2 separate regions of the Homo sapiens genome follow, and region 1 is linked to region 2. The links are chromatin loops, found by intact Hi-C in ENCODE. Cell type or tissue: mucosa of descending colon. All regions are shown on one strand. Links, peaks and the distances in the headings refer to the core of each region. The heading gives the core; the rest is flanking DNA.

Evidence for each region. A loop is a pair of places that touch in the nucleus more often than their neighbours do. Peaks named below come from ENCODE experiments on the same cell type or tissue, not always from the same donor. Only the 100,000 strongest peaks of a DNase experiment are listed, where the experiment ranks them.
Region 1: a loop joins it to region 2, with 5 times the contacts of the local background. A loop is called at or near these places in 2 of 110 quality-filtered maps.

Annotation. Positions count from the first base shown.
Region 1 is chr2:198,696,204-198,699,130 of GRCh38, forward strand. All of the region lies in intron 1 of LOC105373831 (a long non-coding RNA gene), which reads right to left. Among named protein-coding and RNA genes, the nearest start is that of LINC01923, 320 kb to the left of the region's middle. In mucosa of descending colon, for the core only: no CTCF peak of the experiment used is centred there; no DNase peak of the experiment used is centred there.
Region 2 is chr2:198,766,463-198,769,389 of GRCh38, forward strand. All of the region lies in intron 1 of LOC105373831 (a long non-coding RNA gene), which reads right to left. Among named protein-coding and RNA genes, the nearest start is that of LINC01923, 390 kb to the left of the region's middle. In mucosa of descending colon, for the core only: no CTCF peak of the experiment used is centred there; a DNase peak (open chromatin) is centred at 1,439.

The sequences.
Region 1 (2,927 bases), core at 203-2,702, 70 kb before region 2:
GGACACTGGTAGTAAAGGTGAAAATAGATAATCTCAGAAATAAAAAATGAGATGTTAATTTTATTGTTTTCAATACTGAGAATATGAAAACATGCACATGATTAGTAAGAAATGGGTCACAGTAGGAGGAAAGGCAAGACTGACTTGCTGGTAATTACGCATTTAAACTTAGCCAACTCAGATAAAGCTAGTTATTTGAGACATCATCCAAAAATTTGGCCACTGAGTTCACCTCTCCAGTTACTCTTCCTGCAAGTTTTCAAAGATTATTATTTAGGAATTATTAGATCTCTCATAACACCACGCTCTGAAGGAAAGAGAGCTTAAGCTACCACCACAGCAATCACTGGCCTAGTTTCTTACCAGGTATCGCTATAAATTTTTAAATATTACTTGAGTAACTTTATTAGCTTTCTGCTTGAGAAACAACAGAATACACTTTCATTAAAGGATAGGACAAAAAATAAAAATTTTATAACGGGAAGCTGTTAATCTCAAAATCTTCTTTTTGGGCCACCACGACCTTAACAGACACAGTAAATGTCTCAGAAAACATGTAACTGGTTCACCTTTGAGAAATGACCACAGAAGAAAAGTGTCTAATAATTAAATTTTCAATAATTTTTAGAATGGCAAGTTTTGAAAATAAATTAATCTCAGGAAGAAGCATACCATGAGTTAACTGTTGTATTCTCTTAAATTTACAGAGTTGTTTTACACCTAAGTATAAATAAAATCTTATTTAATGAATACTGCTAAATAATAACATTTTAATTCTCATTGCCCAGTTCATTTTATGCACTTTTTAAGAAATCCATTTGTTTTCAATTTGATGCTTCTGTGCACTTACTCAGCAAACATGTATTGATATGCACTATGTGAATAAAGTAGTGTTTAAGGGGGCAAGTTCTATAGTTGGACTGACTGGGTTTAAATGATGGCTCTGCTGCTTACTACCTGTGAGTCCTGATGCAATTTATTTAACACCTCTGTGCTTTATTTTGGTGGTATTAGTACTTACTCCATAGGTTTGGCATAAAGTGTTAAATGAGATAACATGTAAAGCACATAACACAGCACGAGGCACATAGATAGGCAGCACTCAATAACAGTAGTATTTACCATCAAGACTGAGGTCGATAACAATGTTGATGAGGGTGACTATGTGTCAGGCATTGTAACAAGTTCATTGGAAGCTATAAAGGAGAAAGTTGTTTAATTTCAAAACACTCAAAGATATATAAATTCTGTTGCAATCATGAGTCAACTGATAAAGCAGTTGACCCCTGCTGATTGCTTAAGGGTTTGTTCCTGAGGGCCTTCTGTGCATGAGGAAGCCTAAGCAAAGGTGAGCTGCAAGGAGCTTTAAAGCACATTCCCATTTATGTCTGAGAATTGTAATCTCGGCAGCAATGTAGAGCATGTACTGAAGGGGAAAGAAAGAGGAAGCTATTAATAGTAGAATATTGGAAACCTATTAAACCATCTAAGAGAGAGGTAGTGGGGATCTGGTACACACAGAAGACATTAGAAAATAAGACCGACAGGAAGTGTACCACCTGGATCTGAAGAGTGATTTAAGGTAATTCCTAGATTTCTAGCTGGTTATATGACATTGCTCTTCAGTTAAATAGAAGAAACACAGGTATAAGGGCAAAATGTGAATTTCATTCTGCACATAGGGGTAGACATCCAATGGGAAGTGAAAAAAAAACAGGAAGTAGGAAAGACAGAGAGAGAGGGAGAGAGAGAAACCCTAAGTACTGGATGATATGTCCTTCACACACATTATCTCATTTAACATCACAATAATCCTGTATAGTCAGCATTAATATCACCATTTTCAGATGATAAAATCCAAGGTATCTGTGACTCCAAGCTGTGGTCCCAACCATGATGTTATTATTTGGTTCTGCAATAAATTTGAAACAGCTGGAAAAGTGAGTCTGACACACAGAAAAGAACTTAGTTCTAGCAATATAAATTTCCAAGTAAATGTGTAAGATTACCCAAAAATGTGGTGGAAAAAAGAGAAAAATAACTAGAAGTGGAAGCTTGAGGAACAATAGCACTTGGCAGATGAATAAAACAATAGTTGCTGATAGAAAGAGGGAGAAATGGTCAGAGAGGTAGAAGAGCAAGGGAGTGGTGTTTGGGTAGCCAAAAGGGGAGAGGAAGAGAAGATGTGGCTCAGGGGAGCAAGAGCAATTGAGATGCAGAAAAGAAAACATGCAGGAGGAAGTAGAAGTGAAACCAGGTTATATGCTATAACCTAAAGGTTATATGCTATATTCTAAAGGAATAGAAGAGGTTGAAATGGGATGCATGAATGTAGAGTACTCTTTGACAAAGTTTGGCATGAGGAGATAGAGGAAATATGAGAGGTTTTGAGAGGTCACTGGGTATAGCACAGAAAAAAAAAAAAAAAAAAGAAAAAAAAGATGAATTGACTTTCTTCATGCCAGACGCTGGCAGGGGAAGGATGGGGTCTGGCTGTTACACTGGGGTAAGGTTGGTCTGTGTGTCGAGAGGTGGTGTGGTGGGTAATGACTGCCACCTTAGAACAAGGGAAATTTTTTTTGAGTAAAAAGAGAACATTAGAGCTATGTTTTAGAATTCTTAATTCTTTCAAATTTTTAGAATTTAAAAATGTTTTGAGAAAAATGTGAGTAAAAATTAAGTCATTAAGAACACTTAAATCTCTCACTTGAAATAATCTTTGAAACAAGAAAGCATATCAAATTGTAATTATAGAATATTAAGAAAACAATTCTGTCAATAACACTGTGCATTAGGTTGATCCATATGAAATTATCATTTTTGTTATCTCAAAACTGTCAACTATTGCCAATTTTATTGGTTCAACCTAACATAGCAATGTGTAAGATTTTTTACAAGTTATACTCAGGGAAAATTTCTTAGTTTTA
Region 2 (2,927 bases), core at 262-2,761:
GTCCTTGTTTAGAGATCTCCTTAAATCTGGGATTAAATAAGCTAAATTACCCACCTGCCAAATATTATGGTATGTATTGCAGGTACCATAGCTTTCTAAGGCTTGTTCCCAATTTACGTTTTTAAGTCCTAGAGCTCAGGAAGTCTTACTTTGGGGAGCAGGCTGGTATTAATACAAAGGAATTAAAAATCAGAAACAATGAACCTTAGTTTGATATATAAAAGACAGGTTTAGAAGAGCGTCACAGGAACATTTCATTTTTTCAAGTAGTATTTATTGAGATTATACTAAAAGTGATAACAAGACATTATTCGTGGCCTTGAAAATTCACAAATGAATGGGAGGACTTGGGAAATACAAATGTGTAAACAGAGAACTCTACTACAGTTTCACAGAAAAAGGGAATCGGGAATCATATACCCGGGTACCCCCAACAACTGGAGAGAAGTGAGAAAGAATAAAGAGAGGAAATTTTTCCCCAAGGAGGAATGTAGTTGGGTTGAGTCTTAAAAGACTGCTGGTAATTAGCTCATCCAAGGGCTGGAGATAGAGTGTTCAGAGAGGAGAATATGATATAAGCCAAGGTATAGAAGCAAAAGAGACCTCAGGATATCAGGTAACTTGCCAATGCTGCAGTAGGGTGGGACAAGCAGGGTAGTGGTCCCAGTTGCGACTGGAGCAATGAGGGCAATTGCAGAGGACTTTGTAGAATGCTTTGGGTTTTACACTGACAGTATTGGGGACTTTTTGAATGCGTTTAACTAGGTGAGTGCCATGATCAATTTTACATTTTTAAAATATTTTACCTGCACCCTGTAGAGAATTTTTGGAGAAGACAAGACTGGAATGATTGAAAAGGAATGATTGGTGCTTTAACTTACATTGAGCCATCACAGTCATTTATTGTCTCTTCAGGTCTAATTCTAAAACACAGTAGCACATCTGGGGACTGTGAGAAAATATGGACTACTGTCATGCCTTATCGGAATGCTTCCTCACTCAGCAATGGACTTATCTTAACCACGACTGTTCCAGCACAAAAGCAGATAATACTTCCTTTTTCAGTGTATGGTCCCATCATATGCTATTTGGCAAGTTACTTTGCTTCTCATTTCATCATAAAAATCATTGTCACAGCTTCACTACTGGGATTTATTATATGTTCTCTTGCTGTCACCATATATCATCAGTAAACATGGTCGTTCAACAATCTCATTATGACCAACAGCTATTAGTAATATTTATTTTACGCCTATAACTTGTCAAGCACTATGATAAGCATACACGTGCATGATGGTATTCAATTCTCCATAATGCTATGAAATAAATATTATCACCATACTGTCATTTTGCATATGAAGGAACTGAGCCTTAAAAAGCTATGTGATTTGCTTCCAGGCAACACCAGGAAGTGGCAGAGCCAGGATCGGAACCCGGAGCTGTTTTACACCACAGCCCCTGTCCTAGATATATCCTCTATAGAGGATATAGCCCTCTATATCCTGCCTGTTTGAACCTGTTTTCACTAACATTTTTTAACTTTAACTCGTTTCTGAAATATTTCTCCTCTGTAGATGAGACACTGTCTTTCAAATGAAAATATTTTAGCATCTTTAATAACATGTTTTAAATAAACTCTTGGGTATAGTTTTGTGTGTGTGTGTGTGTGTGTGTGTGTGCGCGCGCGCGTGTGTGTGTGTGTGTCCACTGGCCTTTTCAAAGTCTCTCTTTTGTTTTGCAACTTTGGCTTTATTTATAATTTAAATCTAGACATTTCTTCTTGTGAAGTCCATGCACGCCACTCTTGGGACATCCCTATGTTGCAGCAGAGGATAAAAATGGAAAATTCAGGGTCCTTAACTGGACTCTGCCTTTATAATTGCTTCTGTGGTGCTCTCACCACATTCCCAGATGTGTGAGAAAGACAGAGGGAGTAGTGAAGGAAGCGAAATGTTAAAATAAGGCTAAGCAAACAGTTTGCCCAACAGATGTTAACCCTATTCATAATTTAAAAGTTCCTATTTTTGTTCACCACTTAGACAATGAACATTTTAATTTCTCCTTCAAACACTGCTTGTGAACTAGGTTCAGAAAGCTAAACTCATTAATATTTCCATCAAACTTTGTCCCTTGTCATAGGTCAAAGAAACAAAAGGAGCATATTTCCTTTATATTTTAACCCTAGCATTATTATGAAGCCTGGTTAGGACTTAGATAATTTGTTTAAATATGTCTTCTTAGTTAATATGGTAACCAGGACTAGATTTAATCAAGATTGAATTAACCTATTGTTACAGCACAAATCCCATTGGAAAGCAATGCCCCAGAGTTATATTTACATAATTTTAAGTAGAATAATTGACACTAACTATGACTAGCTTCCCCCCTACCTCCAAGTCTCTCTTCATAGTAACCTTAGTCCCCAAAACAGAATTTAAGAGGCACTAAGAAACCTGGTGAATTTAGTAGAATGAACTAGTATTATCTCCCTACTAAGATATGTTAGCAGAACATTTATAGCTGTTTACAATGAAGAGAGAAAAAGAATATTTGCATAAACTTTAAACTATATTTTGACAAATTATTTACCTGGCAGAATTGAGTTTAAACATGCACATTTCCTAATCTCCAGTCCTATACTCAAACCTCAAGAAAATCACACTTCCATTCTTCTTCACAGGGTGGGTCCCTCAATTGCCCCCACACCATAAGTCCCACAAACAAGACCAGCTCATGGGGGCATGAAGACAAAGCTGACACAAGTGATGGTAAGAACAAACGGTGGTGGTGAAAGTCAAACGTATGTTGGAGGAGCTAAAATAATTGCAAGCCTGACGCTTGTGCTATAAAAGGGCAGTAAATAGAGAACAAAGGCATATGGAAAAGAACAAAGAAAATAAAACCCCTGAGAAAAACCAAAAGAACAA